Regions from separate parts of the Homo sapiens genome. Here all the other regions are linked to region 3. A link is a contact called in ENCODE Hi-C or POLR2A ChIA-PET data. All regions are on one chromosome and are shown on one strand. Each heading gives the region's core, a stretch centred on a gene start or an enhancer-like site at or near the end of the contact. The rest is flanking DNA. Distances are from core to core; before and after follow the strand shown.

What was found. Hi-C counts contacts between places; a loop is a spot of excess contacts on that map. ChIA-PET counts read pairs that join two places held with the same protein, here RNA polymerase II (POLR2A). Pooled maps may share reads with other maps.
Region 1: a loop to region 3 is called in a map of B cell, with 35 times the contacts of the local background. The contact joins the promoter of STYX here to the promoter of TRIM9 in region 3. A Hi-C loop is called at or near these places in 2 of 168 maps with a recorded cell type or tissue (B cell and naive thymus-derived CD4-positive, alpha-beta T cell) and 3 of 50 pooled maps.
Region 2: a loop to region 3 is called in a map of naive thymus-derived CD4-positive, alpha-beta T cell, with 5 times the contacts of the local background. The contact joins the promoter of RPS29 here to the promoter of TRIM9 in region 3. A Hi-C loop is called at or near these places in 1 of 168 maps with a recorded cell type or tissue (naive thymus-derived CD4-positive, alpha-beta T cell), 1 of 37 single-sample maps with no recorded cell type and 8 of 50 pooled maps. POLR2A ChIA-PET finds 5 or more read pairs at or near these places in 2 of 52 experiments (T-cell and naive thymus-derived CD8-positive, alpha-beta T cell).
Region 4: a loop to region 3 is called in a pooled map, with 12 times the contacts of the local background. The contact joins the promoter of PSMC6 here to the promoter of TRIM9 in region 3. A Hi-C loop is called at or near these places in 1 of 168 maps with a recorded cell type or tissue (B cell) and 5 of 50 pooled maps. POLR2A ChIA-PET finds 5 or more read pairs at or near these places in 1 of 52 experiments (SK-N-SH).

What each region holds. Positions count from the first base shown.
Region 1 is chr14:52,728,730-52,731,483 of GRCh38, reverse strand. STYX (serine/threonine/tyrosine interacting protein) reads right to left here and starts at 1,318. Exons shown (of 11, transcript NM_145251.4): 1 at 953-1,318. The coding sequence starts at 1,009. RefSeq lists silencers at 1,024-1,103, 1,174-1,633.
Region 2 is chr14:49,585,115-49,587,850 of GRCh38, reverse strand. RPS29 (ribosomal protein S29) reads left to right here and starts at 1,471. Exons shown (of 3, transcript NM_001032.5): 1 at 1,471-1,566; 2 at 1,802-1,901. The coding sequence starts at 1,505. It also overlaps RN7SL1. RefSeq lists enhancers at 911-1,420, 1,293-1,792, 2,391-2,440.
Region 3 is chr14:51,093,845-51,096,723 of GRCh38, reverse strand. It overlaps TRIM9 (tripartite motif containing 9), which reads left to right and starts at 1,619. Exons shown (of 13, transcript NM_001387360.1): 1 at 1,619-2,606. The coding sequence starts at 1,785. RefSeq lists a silencer at 1,558-1,627.
Region 4 is chr14:52,705,942-52,708,944 of GRCh38, reverse strand. It overlaps PSMC6 (proteasome 26S subunit, ATPase 6), which reads right to left and starts at 1,745. Exons shown (of 14, transcript NM_002806.5): 1 at 1,641-1,745; 2 at 557-636; 3 at 423-462; 4 at 129-181. The coding sequence starts at 1,725. RefSeq lists enhancers at 1,385-1,434, 1,455-1,704, 2,005-2,064, 2,085-2,194.

The DNA.
Region 1 (2,754 bases), core at 69-2,568, 1.6 Mb before region 3:
AGCCTGGCGACAGAGCAAGACTCCGTCTCAAAAAAAAAAAAAAAAAAAAAGTGAACCTCCAATGAAGATATTCAATAGAATAAATATTCGGAATAAATTGAATGGTCTCCTAAAAATAGGGCTTTATTTTTCCCAACTACTTTAAAGGTATTTTTAACTAGCGATGTTAGATTTTCTTTCTTAATCCTACTAAAGTATAGCTGAGTATCTTCGTCTTGTTAATTTAGCCTCCAGAAAATTCTAATTTAGTAGTCTGCAATGCCGTAAAATGTTAAACTAGCAACAGATGAAAAAAAATCCGAGTAGAAACAGCAGGCAGGGATCTAAGGTGGAGTAAAAATAGCCACAAATTAGAAACCAGGAGAAAAGGTATATAGTATTTTACTTTCAATATTAATTTTCCTCCAAAGGTCAAGATTTCTGATTAAGAGTTCTCAGATTAAGATGAGCTAGCTTTGAGACACTTTGTTGTGCGGGTCATAGCTTTGTCTAAAAACAAACAAAAAACTTTGGGAAACTTTTCGAAGGCGCGCTTCCAAACTTCAGGCGCCGAGTCTATTTCACATGTGGGGCCATGTGTCCCACAAGTGAATCGTTTACACCACAGATATTCCTCAAAAGGAGACTAAACCAACTTCGCTCTCTTGTTACTTTGACAATAAAAGAGGAACCTTACTCCAGGTCAGTCCTGGATGCCAAGCCTAGGGACTAAGGGATTGCTTTTCCTCTTCTCAAATGTAAGTACACCAGACGCTGCCCCTCCGCGGGGTCTGGAGAGGACGAGCAACTCAGTGGGGATTGGAGCCGACCGCTCGGCTTCAGAGGTCCCGGGACGCCCTTAGGAGGCAGGGCGCCCGTACAGGTGGCGGCTAAGACGGTTGGGGACTGGGGTCGCCCCTCGGCCGGAGCCACAGGGAGAGGCCTGTGCGTGGCAGCCACGGGAGCGACTCACCTCGGCGTCTTCCTTGCACTGTGGAAGGGAAGGGAACTCCAGCTTCACGTCCTCCATGGTGCTGGCCCGCGGGCTGGTGGGTGGGGTGGGAGAGTGTTACACAGCCGGCCGACCCTCGGGCTGGCTGCGGCGGCGGAAGGAAGGAGGGCCGGCGGAGCGGAGGGCTGACAGGAGGGCGGCGGGATTACAACTAACACACGCAGACTACAGGGTCCCAGTGACTCCAGCAGCGGCGGCGGCGAAGACAGGGAAGAGGAGGGTCGGGCGTCTTACACCCGGCCGCCATGCCGCTGCCGTCTCCCTCCCCCAGAGTCTCCGTACCCCTCAGGCCGCCCAGGATCCAGCACAGGAACCAGCCCGACAACCGTCTCCCCGCCTCCTTCCCGCCCCCTCCACCCGCGTCGCCTCAGCCAATCCCAGCCCACGCTCGCCTTCTGCCCGCCCTCCGCCGCCGCCAGGTGTCAGCGCGCCACCGCCCTGCTCCGCCCCTTCGCTAGAGCGCAGACGCTTGGGGGTGGGGGGGGCGGAGCCTCGGATGCTGCTAGGCCACAGCTCACCCGGCGTGGAGGAGGCGGGGCTGCGGTGGGACAGGACGAGTGAAGGTCCTGGGAAAGGCAGTGGGGCGGTCCGAGCCAGCTCCGCCCTTTCCAGACAGGACGTAGAGCCCTTCTTTAACATAAGAACAAACAGGCAAAACAGGCTACCCACCAGTGGCATCCGAAAGGAAAGCTATAGTTTCTCCCCTCTCAAAATTCTGCGCAATCTATGCTGAGTTTATAACCAAATGACTAATAAATGAAGAGTTCAATTTAAAATCACGTGGTGCCATACAGAAAATAAAATACCCATCACCTTTAAGCAAAGAATTAAACGGCTCAATTTAAAATTTTTTAAAGTATTTTAAGAGTACTTGAAAATACAACTCAGTTTAGATTACCTAGAAAATATCAAGAATGGCAACTAGAAAAAAATCAGAAAAAGGAACTGATAGCTGACTCAGTAAATTGTATATAATACTGTAAAATTTCTTCCATTATTATATTTTGAAATAAAAATAATAAACCAGATGGCTTTCAATATCTTTTAAAAGGAGTTTGCCAGCCTGAGCAAAATAGTAAGACCCCCCTCTCTAAAAAACAATTTTAAAATTCCCTGGGTGTGGTGGCGTTATGCCTGTAAACCCATGGTGAAAAGATTTGGGCCGGGCGCGGAGGCTCACGCCTGTAATCCCAGCACTTTGGGCGGCTGAGGCGTGTGGATCACCTGAGGTCGGGAGTTTGAGACCAGCCTGACCAACATGGAGAAACCCCGTCTCTACTAAAAATACAAAAATTAGCTGGGTGTGGTGGCGCATGCCAGTAATCGCAGCTACTTAGAAGGCTGAGGCAGGAGAACCGCTTAAATCCGGGAGGCGGAGGTTGCAATGAGCTGAGATAGTGCAATGGCACTACAGCCTGGGCAACAAGAGCGAAACTCCATCTCAAAAAAAATCAAAAATAAAAAAAGAAAGAAAGGATTTGTACACCAAATTGATTCTTTAAAAAACCACCGCCAGCACAAAGGTAAAAGGCAAGATAGTCACTCCTTAACTAAATGCAAATTATAAGTGAAAAGATCACATAGATATTTGACTTAAACCTCCCCCTACATTCTACTTTTTGTCACATAAAATGCACTGCCAACACATAGAAATAGAACTGTACAATAATTTGAGTATGAGATGGCTAACTTGACCACTCCATTTTCTATTTTAACTGTTCATCTTCTAAAATTATAAAAAGGCACATAATATCCTGCTAGGA
Region 2 (2,736 bases), core at 222-2,721, 1.5 Mb after region 3:
AAATCCCATTCTTCAAGGTCTACCTCAAAGGTCTCTCAAATGTACCTCGAACTGGAATTAATTTCTCTTCTTGGCTCCTTTCGTACTTCATGAGCACACCCATGATTTAATACAGAATATTTTCCTTAGCTGTACATATGTTGTTGGTGCACAAACGTTGTATGTTGAAGTCTTGGAGATAATCCTGTTTCCCACAGATTAGAAAATTTTGAGGGCAAGGAGCAAGTTATATCTAGTTTACAAATCTCTGACTCCCCTCCTTCCTTAATCATATAATACAATGCCTAACTTAATGATTGGGTAGGGGGACCCCACTAGAACCCTGACATAACATACCTTAAAGAAGTGTTGTATTTCAATTTATAAAAGTTTATATGTAAAAGTTTCTGGAATTGTTGCACCCTGTGCTACATTTTATAAATCTAGTTAAAGCTTTGATTTCAGAGCAGTTTTATCTGGAGGCATTATAAATGACCATATGGAATGTAGGTATCTTTCAGCAGAAATTCGTTTATTGACATTGGTTTTTTGCATTTTTGCATTTGCTTTTCATTACTTGTTTTGTCACCAAATTATCTGGTCAAAGCAACATACACTGCACATTACTTGTTTATTACTTTACATTCAGCCAATTACATTTAAGAATCAAATACACTAAATGCCAAAGAATCTCATTTTTTTTTGGAATGGTGTAGGTGTATTTCTTGGAGGAGTGTGTCAAAAAAATAAATTTGAAAACGTACTCTCTTTAACAAAATAAAAGCAAACCCTACCGTTGACTCGTGATCATTACAGCTGATTTTAAGTTGTTTTGTAAATTTATTCCAGTAGGTGTCACTGGTGAGTCGAGGAAAAACTCCTTTCCCAAGTGTAACGTTTTAATTAAAAGAAAGTAAAAGGTTTAATCAATAAAAAAGACTATGAGAATATTCATCTCTTGAGAGTCCAAAATTAACGTATTTATTGTTCAAAAGAGACGGGGTCTCGCTATGTTGCCCAGGCTGGAGTGCAGTGGCTATTCACAGGCGCGATCCCACTACTGATCAGCACGGGAGTTTTGACCTGCTCCGTTTCCGACCTGGGCCGGTTCACCCCTCCTTAGGCAACCTGGTGGTCCCCCGCTCCCGGGAGGTCACCATATTGATGCCGAACTTAGTGCGGACACCCGATCGGCATAGCGCACTACAGCCCAGAACTCCTGGACTCAAGCGATCCTCCAGCCTCAGCCTCCCGAGTAGCTGGGACTACAGGCACGCGCCACCGCGCCCGGCGGTCGGATACCGGCGCAGAATAGCACTAGAAGCTGTGGTATGGTGACGTCATCAACTGGGCCAGCCCACAACGCCTCTAAGATTTCATTTTACTCACCCAGCGAAACAACCTGACCACACTGCGCACGCGTTTCCTTTGAGCACTGCATTCTGGGTAAACTGTCTCAAAAATTTGAAGAGCGCATGCGTGGGCCAGCTTCTTCCTTTTACCTCGTTGCACTGCTGAGAGCAAGATGGGTCACCAGCAGCTGTACTGGAGCCACCCGCGAAAATTCGGCCAGGGTTCTCGCTCTTGGTGAGAAATAGTTTGTGATTTTGGGGAAGCGTTGCCGTGGAGCGCTAGGCTGCTTAAAATCTCAAGTAGAGGAGGCCACGGGCGGCACGAGGGAGCACGCCGACTGGGAGTCGCTGGTGCCGCCATTACAGGCCTGTACTGTGGCTTGGGAGTCCCGGGATGCGGGTAGTAGCCGTCTGAGTGCGGAGTCTTGTAATTTCTATGACCTGCAAAACCGCTGTCTCTTTTCTTACAGTCGTGTCTGTTCAAACCGGCACGGTCTGATCCGGAAATATGGCCTCAATATGTGCCGCCAGTGTTTCCGTCAGTACGCGAAGGATATCGGTTTCATTAAGGTAGGCGTCTGCAGGCGTACTCCATGTTGTTTGGGCAGAGAAGGTTGTGGGGGTTATTTTTTCCGCGAAAGACAAACGGACAGATCTTCCCTGGAGTGGTAATTCTGAGCATTCGACCAAGAGCTTTTCCTCTTTTTTTAGTTGGTAGCTGGTGACAGTGTTGATGGTTTGGGCAATCAAATTAATAGAATGGAGAAGGTGAAGGACTTAGTCTTTCCTACTCCCTTTTTTACCTAGATAGCTTAGCCAGTTTTAGGTGCCGTGTATTGTGTTTGGTGAAATTCACTTTAGAGAAGCCACTAAAATTGTTTTACATTTGTTTCATTTATCAATCTTGTAAGTACCTATTCTCTTTTTTTTTTTTTTAGAGATAGGGTCTCCCTCTGTCGCCCAGGTTGAAGTGCAGTGGCGTTGTTACGGCTCACTGCAGCCTCGAACTCCTCCTGGTCTCAGGCGATCCTCTTGCCTTGGCGTCCCGAGTAGCTGGGACTAAAGGCTCTTGCCACCACGCGCGGCTGTACCTAGATATTTTCTAACCAAATATATGTATTAACCGCTGACCCCAAGTTTTTTTTTTTTTTTTTTTGAGTCGGAGTCGCACTCACCCAACCTGGAGTGCGATGGCGTGATCTCCGCTCAGTGCAACCTCCGCCTCCCCGGTTCAAGCGATTCTCCTGCCTCAGCCTCCTGAATAGCTGGGATTACAGGCGCCTGCCACCATGTCCGGCTAATTTTTTTATTTTTAGTAGAGACGGGGTTTTACCATGTTGGTCAGGCTGGTCTCGAACTGCTGACCTCGTGATCCGCCTGCTTCGGCCTCCCAAAGTGCTGAGAT
Region 3 (2,879 bases), core at 370-2,869:
AAATCACGTCACATTTATGATTAACATGGCTTTAAATAACAATGGGGACTTTATTCCCCCACACAATGATCAACTACTGTTCTCACTGCAACTAAAGATGTTGAAAAGATAACCTAGTTTATTGGACAATTTCTACAAGGGCAGTGTAATAAAATGTCCATTTTTTTTCTGGACAATAAAGTACTTTTAAATTATCAACATAGCTGCATATAATCAAGTTATCTCCTGTCTGGAAGGTGGAAAATTGGAATATTTCTAGAACTTGCAAAGAGTTTTTGTCCTTTACTTCATGAATCATTCAGCAAAAGCCGGCTATGTACTATTTCAAATGTTACTACCTCAGAATGTCACTTGACTCAAAGATTTTCCTTTCCTTTTCTTCTTCCTCCCTCCCTTTCTTCCCTTCCTTCCGCCTTTCCTTTCCCCCCCCCTTCCTTCCTCCCTCTCTCCCTCTTTCCCTTCTTCCCTCCCTCCCTCCCTCCTTGTACAGGGACTAACACTAGAATCACCGCCTCACCATGCCCCTCGTTGGAAGAAACAGAAAGGCACACGATGCTGTAAGCTATGGCAGATGCCCAGGGCACGTGGGGTTGAATAATGCTGTTTGGAGTGAAACACTGAGACTCCGCAGTCACACAGTGATTCATTTACAGAGCTTTACTAAACTACGGGCACTCAGAAATAGACAAACTGTTCTTGCCTCAACCGAACCAAAGGCCCAGCGGGCCTCGAAAAAGCTCAGCCAGGTGCTTTGGGAGGCCGCGAGGAGGAAGAAGGATCCGTGGAAGGAAGCACGTTCACACCACGGCACTGAGGCCTCTGGGCCGAGCTATAATTTAAAGCATGAAACGAAGGGGTCATAGATTCTGACTAATGCTGACCATTTCCATCGGTTACCCAGTTGAATCTCATGTCGACACTAGGAAATCGACTTTATACATGCTCTTTAGGAAACGAGGGACGCAGGATGAAAGAAGCCAAGAGTGTCGCCAGGGCTTGCGCCAGCGCCGTCAGACTCCCGGGATGGGGGAGCTCCAGGGCACGGCGTCAGCGGATTCACGGAGAAGGAGAAAAGCCCCACTGCCGTGCAGAAGCCTAGGCCCGGGTGAGACGCCTGCGAAGGCTGCCAGCAGCGGAAGAGAAGGGGCGTCCTCCGTGCTGCGCAGCACTCGCCCGCGGTAGGTGGGCGCGGAGCTCAGAGCTGGGAGCCAAACGCAAACGCTGGCGAGAAGCCCCAGCCCCCTCCGGCAGCCCACTCGCTGCGGGGAGGGGTTTCTCACGCCCCCAGCTCCTGGGAGACTGCACCGGAGGTCGGAAGTAAGCCGGGCGAGGATGAATCATCCCGCCTAACTCCTCCTTCCCGGTCCCCTAGCCTCCGCACGCCGGCCCCCTTCAGAGATCTTGCAGCCGCGAGCGAAGACTGCCCTATCCTCAGACTCTACCGAACCCCCTGTGGCCTGCGGAGACGAGGAGACGGACGGGTCTGGTGGCCAATGAGAGCTTCGATCTCTTGCCCCCCGCCCAATGGGCCGCTGCTCATGGGCCGGGGCGGGACTAGGAGGGCAGGTAGGGGCGGTCCGGGCTGGCGCGCGGCGCGGCGGCTACGCGGCTGCGGCTCACAGAGCTAGCGCCTCTCTGGGTGTCCGTGCCAGTGCTGCGCGGGAAGGCACCACCACCACAGCCGCCGCCGCTGGCCAGGGTGCTGGACAAGACGGGCCCGTCGGCCACCTCGCCAGCTCAGGCACCCGCTGCAGCCGTCGCTGTCTCCTCCCAGACCGGTCCCCATGGAGGAGATGGAAGAGGAGTTGAAATGCCCCGTGTGCGGCTCCTTCTATCGGGAGCCCATCATCCTGCCCTGCTCTCACAATTTGTGTCAGGCGTGCGCCCGCAACATCCTGGTGCAGACCCCAGAGTCTGAATCCCCCCAGAGCCATCGGGCCGCGGGCTCCGGGGTCTCCGACTATGACTATCTGGACCTGGACAAGATGAGCCTATACAGCGAGGCGGACAGCGGCTATGGCTCCTACGGGGGGTTCGCCAGCGCCCCCACTACCCCGTGCCAGAAGTCCCCCAACGGCGTCCGCGTGTTTCCCCCGGCTATGCCGCCACCGGCCACCCACTTGTCACCGGCCCTGGCCCCGGTGCCCCGCAACTCCTGTATCACCTGCCCCCAGTGTCACCGCAGCCTCATCCTGGATGACCGGGGGCTCCGCGGCTTCCCCAAGAATCGCGTACTGGAAGGGGTAATTGACCGCTACCAGCAGAGCAAAGCCGCGGCCCTCAAGTGCCAGCTCTGCGAGAAGGCGCCCAAGGAAGCCACCGTCATGTGCGAACAGTGCGATGTCTTCTACTGCGATCCGTGCCGCCTGCGCTGCCACCCGCCCCGGGGGCCCCTAGCCAAGCACCGCCTGGTGCCCCCGGCCCAGGGTCGTGTGAGCCGGAGGCTGAGCCCACGCAAGGTCTCCACCTGCACAGACCACGAGCTGGAGAACCACAGCATGTACTGCGTGCAATGCAAGATGCCCGTGTGCTACCAGTGCTTGGAGGAGGGCAAACACTCCAGCCACGAAGTCAAGGCTCTGGGGGCCATGTGGAAACTACATAAGGTGAGTCCTAAGAAAACCCACTCCTAACTCCCTGCGTCTCCGATCATCCGGTTTTGCAGCAGACGGTCCCCGTCTCTTGCGCACAGCGCATCCCAGTGGGGGCGCAATGCAGGTGCCTTCGATGTTTACCTCCCTGGTCTGGTGCATTGCAGGAGGCATGGGGGAATCTTAACCGGCGCACGGGGGAGTTGAATGCCCCCACAGAGTTGTTGCGGGGATGCCTTAGAGCGGGTCTCTCGGGGCGCGCTGCCTGCGAGCGGGACTCAGGGCGCC
Region 4 (3,003 bases), core at 496-2,995, 1.6 Mb before region 3:
TCTGAACAAATCATCCTTGTGAGTTATGGGCATAAATGCTCCACCTGCTTGCCTCAAGAATTAGAGACAATAACTTACATGAAACTGCTTTGTCAATCATCAGGCACTATACAAATATAAAGTATTACCTGTCGACGACAACCCACAACATATCTTGGTCCATTGGTAGCTTTAACAATGACTAGAAGAAAAAACATAAAAGAACTAATTGAAAAATAGAAAGTAAAAAAATACATACCCACGTTGACAGAGGGTTTAGTTGTATTTCTGTCCTCCAAGGAGACATTAGTTGAAGGAAAACTTAAGTCTATTCAAAAATACTCTCTCTCTCTGCATTATTGTCATTAAAATAATAAGCATTTCAAAAGTGAGAGAGAGGTGGACTGTTTCTTTACTAATTAATAAGCTAATTCATCACTCACATTTTTCTTCAGTTAACTGTTTAAGCACTTCACCCACGATCTAAGGAAGAAAATAAAAAGCATTACTTTTTGGCAACAGCTAAATAAAAAAGCAAATTACCATCACCCCCTATTCCCCAAACTCCATCACCTACCTGCCCAACACTCTGTAGGGCCTTCAGATCATTTTCAGACTTTTCATACTGCTTGGTAAGTTCTTTTAATTGTTCCCTTACTGAAATAATACAATTTGAACATTTTTAATTGAACAGTAATCTTAGTGTGTTTAAGTCGCTACGTCTCACTTTACTGTTTACGTAAGTCTACTTCACTTTACCTAAGTTTCACATCCACTGTTTCAAACCATAAAAGAAATAATGCTGTTTGTAATGAGTAGGTGGCATGTATAACAACAAAATGTTACAGAGAAAGCACCATACTTTTACTTTGTTGATCGGCAATACTTGTTTAAGCACATCTTAAGTTATAGTCTTAGAAGATATTGACACCCTGACACTTAGGATTTGCGACTACAAATCCGAATGATAATCACTTAGACCCTTCCTCACCTCTTCACCTACCCACGTGGATTGTTCTCTGACATTCTACCCTAAATAAAGTCAACAAATGCAGTTCTCCACAGAATCATGTAATTATGGTCCTCCATTTAATTAAACTACTCATGCTTTTCAATGAAAATGCACTGGAAAAAAAAGTTAAGCACTCAGGAGGTAAGGGAAATTTGTATGCCTGATACAGTACAACACGAAACACAAGACGATATGGGTTATTATGACAACTGGAACACTTCTCTCTTAAGCTCCGCGGCCGTCTTTCGACTCCAAGAACAAGCCGACTCCCTGAGTCTCATCTCTTGTTTGAGCTTACTTGACTCAAGCGCCTTCCCCTCTCCAAGTCCCGGGACTCCACCAAGACTGCCCTTCTTGCACCCTAACCTGGGAAACATCCTCGGCCCACTTCCCCACTCCTCCTCTACTTCTTTTTCATTTTCACCTCAAGGCCGCCGATGTTCTGTCACCCGGGCTGGACTGGGCCATTTCTACACCCGAAGGAGTGCTGCTCCACAAGCTCAGGGCCGGATGACAAAGCGCCTTGTCCCTGGCCCTAGGCCTGGTCATCTCTAAGGCTCGGTTGCCGGGCTCGGCGAAAGGCTTCTGCTTTGTCAGAGGCAGAAGCGAGTCGAGGCACTTGATTAAATGGAAAGAAAGGTGCACTCACACTCCTTAAGACGGCCGTCGATCTCCTTGTGTTCAAGCAACTTCTTGCGGTAGTCCTGAAGCGCCTTATCTCTAGGGTCCGCCATGATGAGAAGCCGTCTCTCATAGGGGATGCCGGGAATGGCCATGGCCGTCCGGGCGGGGGAAGGGGCGGGGCGAGGGGCGAAACCCTGCCTGGAGGGGTGGGTTCGCCCATGAGCCCTCCCCTTCCGGTTGGCCCCGTCTTTCTACTCCACTTCCACCTCTATGTCTCGGTTCACCTAGAGCGCCGGCATACACTGAAAGAGGCCTCCACCTATACCGTTTCTTGCAAGCCGAGATAGGTAAAGCAGGACTCAGTTATCCCGGTCTTCCCCTGAGAGGCCTCAGTATTAAGTCACTGCTGTCCCGGAAGTATAAAAGGCTCTGTAATAAACTGAGATGGAAGTGAAGTAGGAAATGTGTAATACCTCAAAGGAGTTCCGATGGCCTGTCGACACAACACAGATGGCCTTTGTTATAACACAGTACTGTCCAAGACCTCCACGTGCTGGAGAAGTAGACAGTTTTATTCATCCATTCAGTCAGTGAATGAGGTATTAAAGGTAGATCTGCTTATCATTTGATAGGAAATAATAATAAAAAAAACTTCAGAGTTTAACAAATACTGTGAAGGAATTAAAACACGGTGAGAAGTATGGTGGGAAGAATTAATCTAGAACAGATATCTGAGATGAGAAGGAGCCAGCCTTGCAACAACTGAAGAAAACCTAAACAAACAGTGCAAGTCCTGGAGTGGAGTGGGGTGGGGGTTGTGGGTAGAAAGCTTGACTCACTTCCAGGAACAGAAAGGAGGCCAATGAGACCAGTAGGGGGTGGGTTGTAGAGATGTGGGGTACAAGATAAAGATGCTGAAGTAGGCTGAGGCAGGAACTTTGAAGTCTGATAGAACCTTCAGATTTATGTATTTATTTATTTACTTTTGAGATGGAGTCTTGCTCCTGCCGCACAGGCTGGAGCGGTGACGCGATCTCAGCTCACTGCAACCTCCACCTCCCGGGTTCAAGCAATTCTCCTTCCTCAGCCTCCGGAGTAGCTGGCATTACAGGTGTGCGCCACCACAACCGGCTAATTTTTGTATTTTTAGTAGAGACGGGGTTTCGCCATGTTGGCCATGCTGGTCTCGAACTGCTGACTTCAGGTGATCCACCCTCCTCAGCCTCCCAAAGTGCTAGGATTACAGGTGTGAGGCACTGCGCCCGGCCAGATTTTTTTTTTTTTTTTTTTTTTTTTGAGTCTGTGTCTCACTCTGTCACCCAGGCTGCAGTGTAGTGGTGCGATCTTGGCTCACTGCAACCTCTGCCTCCCGGGTTCAAGCGATTGTC